2 separate regions of the Homo sapiens genome follow, and region 2 is linked to region 1. The links are chromatin loops, found by intact Hi-C in ENCODE. Cell type or tissue: mesothelial cell of epicardium. All regions are shown on one strand. Each heading gives the region's core, and the rest is flanking DNA. Links, peaks and the distances in the headings are about the cores only.

Evidence for each region. A loop is a pair of places that touch in the nucleus more often than their neighbours do. Peaks named below come from ENCODE experiments on the same cell type or tissue, not always from the same donor. Only the 100,000 strongest peaks of a DNase experiment are listed, where the experiment ranks them.
Region 2: a loop joins it to region 1, with 35 times the contacts of the local background. A loop is called at or near these places in 2 of 110 quality-filtered maps.

The regions. Positions count from the first base shown.
Region 1 is chr16:30,488,959-30,495,955 of GRCh38, forward strand. It overlaps ITGAL (integrin subunit alpha L), which reads left to right. Exons shown (of 31, transcript NM_002209.3): 10 at 124-197; 11 at 296-428; 12 at 5,254-5,405; 13 at 5,755-5,892. Among named protein-coding and RNA genes, the nearest start is that of ITGAL-AS1, 7.1 kb to the right of the region's middle. In mesothelial cell of epicardium, for the core only: no CTCF peak of the experiment used is centred there; no DNase peak of the experiment used is centred there.
Region 2 is chr16:30,543,241-30,550,237 of GRCh38, forward strand. It overlaps LOC124903677 (a long non-coding RNA gene), which reads right to left and starts at 5,023. Exons shown (of 2, transcript XR_007065050.1): 1 at 4,877-5,023. In mesothelial cell of epicardium, for the core only: no CTCF peak of the experiment used is centred there; no DNase peak of the experiment used is centred there.

The DNA.
Region 1 (6,997 bases), core at 1-5,000:
TCACATGCATGCCTTCTACCTTACCCAGAAGTAAATACCTCACTTCTTCCCCGTCCTGCCATGAATTTTTTTCACTGCATTTACTGCTGTTGGGTCTCACCTGTTCTCTGCTTTGTTCCCCAGGCACAAGCAAACAGGACCTGACTTCCTTCAACATGGAGCTGTCCTCCAGCGGCATCAGTGCTGACCTCAGCAGGGTGCGTGCTGGGCTGGAGCAATGGGCTGCAGGGAGTGCAGTTGGCTCTGGGGGGTGGGTCGGTGGGTAGCTGACCCGCTCATCTCCTTCCCTGGGCAGGGCCATGCAGTCGTGGGGGCAGTAGGAGCCAAGGACTGGGCTGGGGGCTTTCTTGACCTGAAGGCAGACCTGCAGGATGACACATTTATTGGGAATGAACCATTGACACCAGAAGTGAGAGCAGGCTATTTGGGTGAGTACTTCTCTTTTCTGCTGGGATCTTCTGGTTGTTGAGGTCAGATGGTCGCTCAGCCTGGCTTCCAAAACAATAATGAAAGCAGTTAAGCAACCAGCATGAACAAAGTCAGAGTTTAAATATGGCTATAACATTCATAATTTATTGTCTGTATTTTCTGATGCTTTGACATCTTGGGGCCGTGCTAATCCTGAAAAGACTACCTCTCCCAGGGTAGGCAAATTCCTAGAGATAGTAAACAACTTGCCTGTGAATATGCCTTGTAGCTGGTCCTAGTGGCTCATGCCTGTAATCCCAGCAGTTTGGGAGGCTGAGGCAGGTGGATCACCTGAAGTCAAGAGTTCAAGACCAGCATGGCCAACATGGTGAAACCCTGTCTCTACTAAAAATACAAAAGTTAGCCAGGCATGGTGGCGCATGCCTGTAGTCCCAGCTCTTCTGGAGGCTGAGGCAGGAGAAACGTTTGAACCTGAGAGGAGGAGGTTGCAGTGAGTGGAGATCACGCAGCTGCGCACCAGTCTGGGCAAAAGAGCAAGACTCTGTCTCAACAAACAGGGCCGAGCACAGTGGCTGACACCTGTAATCCCAGCACTTTGGGAGGCTGAGGCAGGTGAATCACCTGAGGTCAGGAGTTCGAGACCAGCCTGGCCAACATGGCAAAACCCCATCTCTACTAAAAATACAAAAATTAGTCGGGCATGATGGCGGGTGCCTTTAATTCCAGCTACTCAGGGGGCTGAGGCAGGAGAATCGCTTGAACCCAGGAGGCGGAGGTTGCAGTGAACTGAGGATCATGCCACTGCACTCCAGCCAAGATGACAGAGCGAGACTCCGTCTTAAAAAAAAAAAAAAAAAAAAGGCCTTTTATATGCAAACCAGCCAATTCCGAGCCCATATCCTCAGCCACCTCCTTTGTCTAATCCTTACACAATAAGCCGATAGTTCCTCTGCCCTAAATCAGCTCAGAGCCAGGCATCAGTCAACCAGAGGCCACCGCTATAGCCCAGAGCCAGCCAAAATTATTCAAACTGTGCAATCCTAAACTTGCTTGAACTTGCCAACCTAGCTCGCCACCCTTCCTTGTGGAAACCACAAGAAGAGCTCTGGGCCATGCTCTTCCCTGGCTCCTCCTGCCTCTTCACTAATGTAGTGTTTCCCTCTCTGGCCCTGCATGGCATCCAGTGCCTACTCCCTCTTGGAACTGTGGCTAGTAAACTTCTTTCAATGACAGTGACTCTCTGTATCATCAGTCACACCTATATATTAAATCCCAGGCACATTTTAAAACAACCTGCCTTATTAGTAAGAGGACTGGCCACTCCTTTTTAAGGCTTCCTCCTCTTGAATTGTCCAAGAGCACCTGAGGTCAAGAGTTCAAGACCAGCCTGGCCAACATGGTGAAACCCCGTCTCTACTAAAAACACAAAAAAATTAGCTGGACGTGGTGACACGCACCTGTAGTCCCAGCTACTTGGGAGGCTGAGGCAGGAGAATCACTTGAACCTGGGAGGCGGAAGTTACAGTGAGCCGAGATTGCACTACTGCACTCCAGCCTGGGTGACAGAGAGAGACTTTGTCTCAAAAAAAAAAAAAAAATTAGTTGGGCATGGTTGTGCATGCCTGTGGTCCCAGCTACTTGGGAGGCTGAGATGGGAGGATCACTTGAGCCTGGGAGGTTAAGGTTGCAGTGAAAAAAAAAAAAGAAGAAATGACTCTAAAATTTAATCTCTAGCTGGGTGTGGTGGCTCACACTGTAATCCCAGCACTTTGGGAAGCTGAGGCTGGCAGATCATTTGAGGTCAGGAGTTCGAGACCAGCTTGGCCAACATGGTGAAAGTCCGTCTCTATAAAAATGCAAAAAATTAGCCAGGCATGGTGGCATGCACCTGTAATCCCAGCTACTCGGGAGGCTGAGGTAGGAGAATCTCTTGAACTCTGGAGGTACAGGTTGCAGTGAGCCGAGATCGTACCACTGCAGTCCAGCCTGGGTGACAGAGCAAAACTCTGTCTCAAAAAAAAAGAAAAAAGAAAAAAAGTTTAATCTCTAGTTAGACACCCACCCCACTATACACACACATAAATATATACATATATGTGGATAGATAAATAAACAGAATCCTGAGTGTCTACTATGCTACTTATCCTTCAGATCTCAGTTTAGCTATCACTAGTGTAGCACTAAGCATTTTATATACATGTCTTATTTAACTCTCAAAACACACCCCATGAGATTGGTACTGTTCCTTTTTTTTTTCTTTAGACATAGGGTCTCACTTTGTCACCTAGGCTGGAGTGCAGTGGCACCATCTTGGCTCACTGCTGCCTTGACCTCCTGGCTTTGAGCAATCCCCCTTCCTCAGCCTCCCAAAGTGCTGAGGTTATAGCCGTGAGCCACAATGTCCAGCCTCTTCCCTTTTTGTAGATGAGAAAACTGAGGCACAGAGGCATGAAGCAATTTACTTAACTACTACACAGCTAGGAAGCAGTAGCACTAGGATTTAAACCTTGTCTCATGGAGTTCAAGAATTTGGAGTTCTTAACCCTTGTGCTTCCAGACTCCATACGACAATAGGGAAGCGGTTCCGTCTCTTCACTCTTCCTTCCATGTGCTGTAGGGCCTTGGACAGCTCTGTTTTCTTCACTCACTTTCAACTGCTCTGCACAGAGACCATCAGATGGGGTCAGTGACTCATCTCAGAGGATTCTTGCTGGTGGCTCTTGGCTCTAGCCCAATCTTGGGTCCAATTTCCTGCAGTGTTTCCTCGAACATTCAATAGAGGTTGTCCTGGTATCTTAGAGGAAAGAACCTCATTACAGGAAGTTGAAGATGAAGACAGCCTGACACTGACATGATATCTTTTTTTTCTTTTTTTTTTTTTTTGAGACTGAGTCTCTCTGTCGCCCAGGCTGGAGTGAAGTGGCGCGATCTTAGCTCACTGCAACCTCCACCTCCCAGGTTCAACTGATTCTCTTGCCTCAGCCTCCTGAGTAGCCGGGACTACAGGTGCCCGCCACCACGCCCAGCTAATTTTTTGTATTTTTAGTAGTGATGGGGTTTCACCATGTTGACCAGGCTGGTCTCAAACTCCTGACCTCAGGTGATCCACCCGCCTTGGGCTCCCAGAGTGCTGGGATTACAGGCGTGTGCCACCGCTCCCGGCCAACATGGTATCTTTTTTTTTTTTGAGACGGAGTCTTGCTCTGTCACCCAGGCTGGAGTGCAGAGGCGCTATCTCAGCTCACTGCAAGCTCCGCCTCCTGGGTTCACGCCATTCTCCTGCCTCAGCCTCTCGAGTAGCTGGGACTACAGGTGCCCGCCACCATGCCCAGCTAATTTTTTGTATTTTTAGTAGAGACGGGGTTTCACCGTGGTCTCGATCTCCTGACCTCGTGATCCGCCTGCCTCGGTCTCCCAAACTGCTGGGATTACAGGCGTGAGCCACCGCGCCCGGCAACATGATATCTTTAAGCATGAAAATTTTTCAAGTTTCCTGCTTTATTTTATTTTGTTAGAGACAGGGTCTCACTCTGTCACCCAGGCTAGAGTGTAATGGCACCATCGTAGTTCAAGGCAGCCTTGAACTCCTGGGTTCAAGCAATCCTTTTGCCTCTCAGCCTCTCTAGTACCTGGGATCACAGGTGTGCATCACCACACCTGGCTAGTTTTTGTAATTTTTTGTAGAGACGGGGTCTCACTATGTTTCCCAGGCTGGTCTCAAACTTCTGGCCTAAGTGATCCTCCTACCTCGGCTTCCCAAAATGTTAGGATTACAGGTGTGAGCCACTGCACTTGGCCCAGACATGCTTTATTTTTAATATCCATGCCAACTTTGCATTCTTCTGACTAATATATACCATTTTATTTTATTTTATTTTATTTTATTTTATTTTATTTATTTATTTATTTTGAGACGGAGTCTCGCTCTGTCGCCCGGGCTGGAGTGTAGTAGCGAAATCTCAGCTCGCTTCAAGCTCCCCCTCCCAGGTTCACATTCTCCTGTCTCAGCCTCCCAAGTAGCTGGGACTACAGGCGCCTACCACCACGTCCAGCTAATTTTTTGTATTTTTAGTAGAGACGGCGTTTCACCGTGTTAGCCACGATGGTCTCGATCTCCTGACCTTGTGATCCACCTGCCTCGGCCTCCCAAAGCGCTGGGATTACAGGCGTGAGCCACCGCACCTGGACTCCCATTTTAATTTATTATTTAAGAAAAAAGAGGCCGGGCACAGTGGCTTATGCCTGTAACCCCAGCACTTTGGGAGGCTGAGGTGGGTGGATCACCTGAGGCCAGGAGTTTGAGACCATCCTGGCCAACATGGCAAAACCCTGTTTCTACTAAAAATACAAAAAATTATCTGGGTGTGGTGGCTGGGCGCCTGTAATCCCAGCTATTTGGGAGGTTGAGGCAGGAGAATTGCTTGAACCCGGGAGGCGGAGGTTGCAGTGAGCTGAGATCACGCCATTGCATTCCAGCCTGGGCAAGAGAGCGAGACTCTGTCTCTAAAAAAGAAGAAAGAATGGAGTCTTCCTTACTAATCCTCAGGTAAACTGAGGCTCAGAAGAGGCTCCACGCTCCACTTGTTGTGCATAGCTGCTTTTCCCTGGGTGTGCATGTCACCCACAGTTGAAGACATGCCATCCCCAAGATGGCAGGATTTGTTTGGCTGGGAGCACATGGATGCTTTTCTCAGGAGAAGGTCTTCAGCTGTTTCCATGCATCTCTGCTACTAACCCAATTCCCTGGGGCCCCTGCCCCTCTCCTGCTGGGTGTTCTTCCAGCATCCTGTGTTCCTAACTCCACACCCCACACACTTTCCTCAGGTTACACCGTGACCTGGCTGCCCTCCCGGCAAAAGACTTCGTTGCTGGCCTCGGGAGCCCCTCGATACCAGCACATGGGCCGAGTGCTGCTGTTCCAAGAGCCACAGGGCGGAGGACACTGGAGCCAGGTCCAGACAATCCATGGGACCCAGGTGCGCCCAGTCCGAGGGCATCTGCAGACCAGGGACTGGCGGGACACACATCACACTCCCTTCTGTCCTTTGAATGCTCATCCACTTACCATGTGGCAGCCCCTGTGCTAAACATGATCACATTTATCCCTCATAACACACAGAGGTAAGCCCTGTCATCTCCCTCTCTAGTTTAAGAAACTGAACCTCAAAGAGCCCACCTTGTCTTAACGCACATAGACTAGGGGTGGATCCAAGATTGGAACCTGCATTTGAGGGAGTGGCACAAGATGAACACGGTACAGGTATCTCCCTGCCAACCCCTGCTGTTCCCACAGGCGCTTCCCCAAACACCTGCCTCTCCCCACAGATTGGCTCTTATTTCGGTGGGGAGCTGTGTGGCGTCGACGTGGACCAAGATGGGGAGACAGAGCTGCTGCTGATTGGTGCCCCACTGTTCTATGGGGAGCAGAGAGGAGGCCGGGTGTTTATCTACCAGAGAAGACAGGTGGGGCCAGGATCTGGAGCTGAGAGGGAGGAGGGAGAGCAGCAGAGATTCGCAGCTCCCAGTTATTCTGAAGGCTTTCTCTGTCTGGTCACGTGGCGATCAAACTTTTAGAACGACAGAGAGGCAATAGCAAATCCTCACTGGGGAAAGACTGTATGCAGGGTCCAGTGCCAATATTTCTTTTTTCTTTTGAGACAGAGTCTCGCTCTTATGGCCCAGGCTAGAGTGCAGTGGCACGATCTCGGCTCACTGCAACCTCCACCTCCCAGGTTCAAGGGATTCTCCTGCCTCAGCCTCCCGAGTAGCTGGGATTACAGGCATGTGCCACCATGCCCAGCTAATTTTTGTATTTTTAGTAGACATGGGGTTTCACCATGTTGGTCAGGCTGGTCTCGAACTCCTGACCTCAGGTGATCCACCCACCTCGGCCTCCCAAAGTGTTCGGATTACAGGTGCCTGCCGCCACACCCAGCTAATTTTTGTATTCTTAGTAGAGACCATGTTTCGACATGTGGGCCAGGCTGGTCTCTAATCCTGACCTCAGGTGATCCACCCGCCTCGGCCTCCCAAAATGCTGGGATTACAGGCGTGAGCCGCTGCACCTGGTAGGCAGCGCCAAACTTTTTATAGATATGACCTCCCTTTCCTCATGACCACCTGCTGAGATACTACAAGCTTTATTTTATAAATGGGAATCCCTGGGGTGCGGTGGCTCATGCCTGTAATCCCAGCACTTTGAGAGGCTGAGGCAAGATGATTGCTTGAAGCCAGGAGTTCAAGACCAGCCTGGGCAACATGACAAGACCCTGTTTCTACAAAAATAAAAATAAATAAATTAAAATTTTAAAGTTAGCCAGATGTGGTGGTACATACCTGTAGTCCCAGCTACTTGGGAGGCTGAGGTGGGAGGATCGCTTGAGCCCAGGAGTTCGAGGCTGTAGTGAGCTGCGATTGCACCACTGCACTCCAGCCTGTGCGACAGAGCAAGACTCCATCTCAAAAAAAAATTATCAAAAAAATGTATATATATATAAATGGAAACCCCAAGCTCAGTAGGGGAAACCACAAGGTCACAGTAAGAGGACAGTAAGAGTCTGGGCTGGTG
Region 2 (6,997 bases), core at 1,281-6,280, 56 kb after region 1:
GAATGTTGGGAGAAGGAGACAGTCCCGGGTGGTGGGTGTAGGGTAAGGATGGTGCATGGAGAGGGGAGTCAAGGGAAGAGGGATAAACAGGGGAGGTGTTGGCCATTACAGTACCCTTAATTTTTGTTAAGGAGGTGGAGGCTAGAGAAATAAAGCCTGTCTTTTTTGTTGGCGGCTTTGAGAGTAGTATGTTCGGTGGGAGGTTTGAGTTGTAGGGTAAAGTTGCAGTTTGGAATTCAGGTGGCTGAGGGGAATGCCAGAGGGTAGATGTCATTGGATGCACAGCAGTGCTGGATAGGATAAGATTTTGTGGGTTGTTATGGCTCCTAATACGGGTTTATCACAGCTGTGGTAGGGGGATAGGTTGCGTAAATAGGGATGTAAGGTTGTAACAGCTGGACCCAACTCATTAGCTAACTGAGGGGAGATTTCTGTTAATGCCTGCATGTCGAGTTCGAGGGGGCTGTTAATGAGGATTTCGGGATGGTAGGTTACTTGGGTGGAAGTCCAGTTACAGGCTGAGGCAGGGATTGCATTGTATATTGTGGAGAGGAGGGATAGAGGAGGTTCCTGGAGGTAGGGGTTTAGCTTCAATTACTCGGCCAAGGAAAACAACTGCATACCCAGCAATTTTGGGGGAGCCAGTGGGTACGGAAGAGGAGCTATCTATAAATAGCTGGTCATTGGGGTTGGTGAGAGGCTGGGAGGAAATGTTTAGAAAGTGTGGCTGCAGGTGATCTAGGATGTTAGTATAAGAATGAGTAGAAGGGGAAGAAGATACAGGGAGTAAGGATGCTGGGTTGAGGGGAGCACTTTTGAAAAGACTGAATTTGGGATTTTCGATAAAGAAGGCATGGAGTAAGCCGGGCGCGGTGGTTGACGCCTGTAATCCTAGCACTTTGGGAGGCTGAGGCGGGTGGATCACCTGAGGTCAAGAGTTCGGGACCAGCCTGGCCAACATGGTGAAACCCCCTCTCTACTAAAAATACAAAAATTAGCCAGGCGTGGTGGCACACGCCTGTAATCCCAGCTATGCAAGACACTGAGGCAAGAGCGAAACTCCATCTCAAAAAAAAAAAAAAAAAAGGCATGGAGTGATTGAATCCATGAAGGAGAAAGGGAGCCTAATGCTCAGGAGGAGAGGAGATCTTGTAGATTATGAGGACTGCAGACGGTGGTATTCTGGCTGAAAGTTAGTTTCCTGCTTTTTAGAGCTAAAATGGCCACCACTGCTAGTGCTTTAAGGCAGGTTGGCCACCCTTTGACTGTGTCATCTAGTTGTTTAGAGAGGTAAGTTACAGGGGCAAAAGAAGGAGGATTTTTTTCCTGTTGTCCTAAGACATCGAGGGTTATTCCTCAGTTTTTGGAAGTATGGAGAGTGAAAGGTTGGGAGATAATAGGTAAGGACAGAGTTGGTGCAGTGACGAGCGGTTTTGAGTTTGTAGAAGCTGGGGAGTATGTTATGTGAGGGTTTTAGGGGTTCATCGAGAGGGTGTTTGGCCGCTTTATAGAGGGGGCAAGCTAGGAGGGTAAAGTTGAGAATCCATATTCTAAAGAAGCCTGCTAACCCTGGGAAGGAAAGGATTTCTCGTTTGGAAGAGCGCGGGGGGTAGATTATTAATGCTGCTCAGGCTGGGGTCACAGTCCAGGCCCCAGGGGAAGTTGAATTTCTAAGTAGGTTACCATGGAGGTGGAGAATAGTGTGGAGTTTTGAAAAGGGTATCTCTGCCCAGGAGCGGAGTTGGACATGAGGGCAGGACTAAGGAAGAGTGAGTGAAGGAAAAACTGTGCAGGGAGCAGAAGAGTGGAGGGGTGGCTCGGGGTTTGGTGACTTGTCCATCAATTCCTACAACAGAGACCTGGGAGGACTGGGTGGGTCCTGAAAAATTAGGTAAAGCAGAGTAGTTTGTCCCGGTATTAATTTAAAAAATATATATACTGGCCCATTTGCCACCATTAGGGTTATTTTGGCTTGAATGAAGAGATGGTAGTTGCTGGGGGCGTTCATTCCAGGGCACCGTCAAGTCTTCAGTGGCAAGGCCGATGAAATCCGAGTAGGAGGTTTTGGCTGGCTCAGGAGGGGATGGGGGCAGTCCTTGCTGGGGCCACTCACAGTCTGACTTCCAGTGGGGTCCTCCACAGAGGGGGCATGGCCTGGTGGGCTTTCCTGGGTTTGGGCATTGTCTGGACCAGTGGCCTTTATTGCCACACTTGGAACAGGTGCCAGGTGGAAGTGAATTGTTAGGAGGCTTCCATGTGGAGCTGCGGTCCCGTGGGCCTGCAGGGCCTCTAATGGCAAAGGCAAGCATTTGAAACTTTGCCTGTTTTTGCCTTTTATTTTCCTCATTATGATTGTTAAAGATTTTGAAGGCTAAATTAAGAAGGTCTCATTGTGGGGTTTGAGGGCCATTGTCAAGCTTCTGAAACTTGCATCAAATATTGGGAGTGGATTGGGAGATGAACTGAAGGTTTAAAATATTGGGAGACAAACTGAAGGTTTAAAATAGTGTTTCTTTTTGGGCTGGCTGGGTCTGGGTTGGTATATTTTCTCATGGCTTCAGTTAAATCAGAGAGAAAAAGGGCTGGGTTTTCGTTAGGAACCTTGGGTGATTTCTGAAAGTTTTTTATAGTTTACCGCTTTATAGGCAAACTTTTGGAGTCCTGTAAAGAGACATACAATCATGTGGTCTCAATGGTGGCGTCCAGAGGCCCCGTCTTGATAATCCTAGGGTGGTCCTGGTTGGGGACTGCCTTTGCACCAGTAGGCTGGGCAGGAGCCTGGTGATGAATGGTATCAGCATGTGCCTGATCTAGGGTCCAGTTATGGTCTCGGTCTTCTGGGGTGAGGGTAGAAGAGAGGATGATGTAGGGGTTATGCTAGGTTAGTTCATAAGACTGGGTAAGGTACTGAAACTTCCTAATATAAGAGGTAGGGTCTTCTGGAAATGAACCAAGTCTTTTGTTAATTACAGAGAGATCAGTGAGGGAGAAGGGAACATAAACTCTAACAATACTTTCAGCTCCTGCTGCTTCCTGAAGGGGAAGTAAGGGAGCTGGTTGCTGAACATGTTGGGCCCAAGAGCGGGTGAGGGGTGGAGACGGAGAGGAACCAGAGTCAGAAGCGGGGTGGTTTGAGAGACGGGGAGAAGGGTAGAGCTGGAACGGGGACATACAGTGGAGGATTAGGATGCTCCTGTGGAGGATCGTGATGCTGTCGGGGAGGGGGAAAATTGGCAGAGTCAAAGGAAGAGGAATCGTCCTAAGCTGGGGCTGTGGGGAGGAGGATAGGAGGCGAGTCAGATTTGGAGCGGACAAGGAGGATTTAGAAAGTAGAACAAGACTGACAGAGGGAATGGCAGTTACAGAGAGTGAAGATGTAGCAGGACAACCTGCAGACAAAACCCTTCAGACACCGAGTTAAAGAAGGAAGGGCTTTATTCGGCCAGGTGCTTCAGCAAGACTCACTTCTCCAACAACCAAGCTCCCCGAGTGAGCAATTCCTATCCCTTTTAAGGGCTCACAACTCTAAGGGGGTCCACGTGAGAGGGTTGTGATCTATTGAGCAAGCACGGGGCACATGACTGGGGGCTGCATGCACCGGTAATTAGATCGGAACAGAACAGGACAGGGATTTTCTTTTTTTTTGAGACAGAGTCTCGCTGTGTCACCCAGGCTGGAGTGCAGTGGCGCGATCTCTGCTCACTGCAAGCTCCGTCTCCCAGGCTCACACCATTCTCCTGCCTCAGCCTCCCAAGTAGCTGGGACTACAGGCGCCCGCCATCACGCCCGGCTAATTTTTTGTACATTTAGTAGAGACGGGGTTTCACCATGTTAGCCAGGATGGTCTCAATCTCCTGCCCTTGTGATCCACCCGCCTCGGCCTCCCAAAGTGCTGGGATTACAGGCGTGAGCCACCGCGCCCAGCCCAGGACAGGGATTTTCACAGTGCTTTTCTATACAATGTCTGTAATCTATAGATAAGATAACCGATTAGGTCAGGGGTCGATCTTTAACTACCGGGCCCAGTGTGTGGCACTGGGCTGTCTGCTTGTGGATTTCATTTCTGCCTTTTACTTCTTCTTTCTTTGGAGGCAGAAATTGGGCATAAAACAATATGAGGGGTGGTCTCCTCCCTTAAAGAAAACCTGAACATAAGGAATCTCAGACCATTTCCCACTGTGATGGCAAAAGTTGTAAAGTGCTATTTTTGGGCCATTGGGAGCCACTGTCCAGTTGGTATTGAGGCCATGTGGTATTGCAGTAAAAGATAAGCCTCTTAGAACAGACCTCTGGGCCGGGTGTGGTGGCTCACGCCTGTAATCTCAGCACTTTGGGAGGCCGAGGCGGGCGGATCATGAGGTCAGGAGATCGAGACCATCCTGGCTAACACGGTAAAACCCCGTCTCTACTAAAAATACAAAAAATTAGCCGAGCGTGGTGGCGGGCACCTGTAGTCCCAGCTACTCGGGAGGCTGAGGCAGGAGAATGGCGTGAACCCAGGAGGCGGAGCTTGCAGTGAGCCGAGATCATGCCACTACACTCCAGCATGGGCAACAGAGCGAGACTCCGTCTCAAAAAAAAAAAAAAAGAACGGACCTCTGAATGGAGCCCGAGAGCATTGAGATTGCGGAATGGAGGAGGTAGGGGTAGAGGAAGAAGAGACTGCTGCTGACAAGGACGGTGGGAGAGGGCGTCCCCTTTCTTGCGGAACTTGTCCGGAATAGAGGAGGTAACTGCCGTGTCAGGCATCCCTAAAATGGAGGAACCAGAGGCCCACAGGCCGGAGGAAGCCCTTGGCCCAGCGCTGGGTCTTTCAGAAATGGAGAGATGGATGGTCAAGGGTTCTGAGGAACGGCAACAGTCTCTTTTTACTCACCCTGGTGGAGGTGGTGGATGAAGTCGTCAGCAATGGGAGAGTCTAGGAGATTCTCTGGGTCTTTGGCAGGTTCAGGGAAGGGGAGATTGGCTGGAAGAGGGGTGATAGGGTAGGGAGTAGGGAGGGAGACAGACAGAGAGAGTGAGTGAGTGAGTGAGTCCTGGCCAGAGGCTATCCCCTTCCCGGGTTTTGGCACCAGAATGTAAGGTCAGCCAAGAGAAAGGAAAAACAGACCCAAAGTTAGGCAGGTAACTTTTTATTAACCTGCTGGCTGCTCCCTTAACAGTCAGAGAGGAAGTAGCCCCAAGCTTACAGAATGAGGGGTTTATATTGGGGAGGGGAGTTTGATGGAGTTCTTTCGTATGGCCGCATCCTGGGGTTGTTTGCTGGTTAATTTTGCTACATATTACCTTGTGACGTTTATTACAGGAGGGTGTAGGTAAAGTTTGTTTATGTTTCCCATGACCTCCCCCTGTGCAGTGTGGGTGGTTTGTAATTGGGGTTTGCTTATTGCAGCAAGGTCTGATAAGCAAAGTCTGCTGGCTTCACCGTGGTGCCTAGGTAAGGGCTTAGAAATGTAAAGAGGCTTGGGGGATGGGTGGACAGCACCAAGAAGGTTTCTTGGGCAGTTTGTCCCTAACAGAGGGCTGGTTTGGAGTCAGGGAATCCTGGGGAAGAACACTGACCACTCAGGAAACATATCAAAAAACAGACACATATCCTAAGTCTACATTCATTTCATAAAAATGTATTGGCCCCCTCTTGTGTGCCAAGCATTATTCTTGGGTGGCGAAGACATTGGTGAGGCAAGATAAAGTCCCTGCACTAAGTTTACACTAAGCTGGGGGAGAGAGATACCAGGTATGAATTCAGCTGACACGAGTTTGGGGAAGACCTTCTAGGCAGATTGTGTCCAGGATAAAAACACAGAGGCACAGTTCTGAGGCTTCTAGCATGGGACAGACAGACTCCTGGAGGAATTTCTTAGAGATAGCATTGAAGGTCATTGACAGAGGAATTTGATTTGCAAGTGTAGCCTATATAGAACAGAGTAGCTAGAACAAAGGCTCATTAAGATAGAGGCATGGGCTCTATTAGCTGGGCGTGGTGGCAAGTGCGTGTGGTCCCAGGTACTTGGGAGGCTGAGGTGGGAGGATCACTTGAGTCCAGGAGGTTGAGGCTGCAGTGGGCCCAGATCACGCCACTACACTCCAGCCTGGGCGACAGAGCGAGACCCTGTCTCAAAAAAGTGTTCATAGCCAGTACCCCCATGACCTTCCAGGCCCATGGCAAACCAACCTTCTCAAAGTCAAACCCCCATCTTTCCCTACAGGCAAACGATCCCACTTAGCTCCAGCTAAATGGATGGAATCTTTGTTCTCTGAACGTGCCTGTTTTTTTCTGGAGACAGAGTCAGTCTTCTTCTGTCACTCAGCAAAGTGCTGAGATTACAGGCATGAGTCACTGCCTGGCCTGACATGCCTTTATCTCTCTCTCTTTTTTTTTTTTTTGAGATGGAGTCTCACTCTGTCGACCAGGCTGGAGTGCAGTGGCGTGATCTCGGCTCACTGCAACCTCCGCCTCCTGGGTTCAAGTGATTCTCCTGCCTCAGCCTCCTGAGTAGCTGAGACTACAGGCGCCTGCAATCACACCCAGCTAATTTTTGTGTTTTTAGTAGAAATGGGGTTTCACCATGTTGGCCAGGCTGGTCTTGATCTCTTGACCTCGTGATCCACCCACCTCGGCCTCCCAAAGTGCTGAGATTACATGTGTGAGCCACCGCGCCTAGCTAATTGTTGTAGAGATGGGTTTTCGCCATGTTGCCCAGACTGGTCTTAAACTTCTGGGGCTCAAGTGATCTGCTCCCATTGGGCTCCCAAAGTGCTGGGATTATAGGCATGAGCCACTGCGCCTGGCAACCTACATTTTTAAAAGACACTCAGCCAGGCACAGTGGTTCACACCTGTAATCCCAGCACTTTGGGAGGCTGAGATGGGAGGATCACTCAAGGTCAGGAGTTTGAGACCAGCCTGGGCTCCTGAGACAGGTTCCAAAAATAAAAACCCATAACAACAAAAGAAAGACCAGCCTGGGTGACAGAGTGAGAACTTTTCTCTAAAA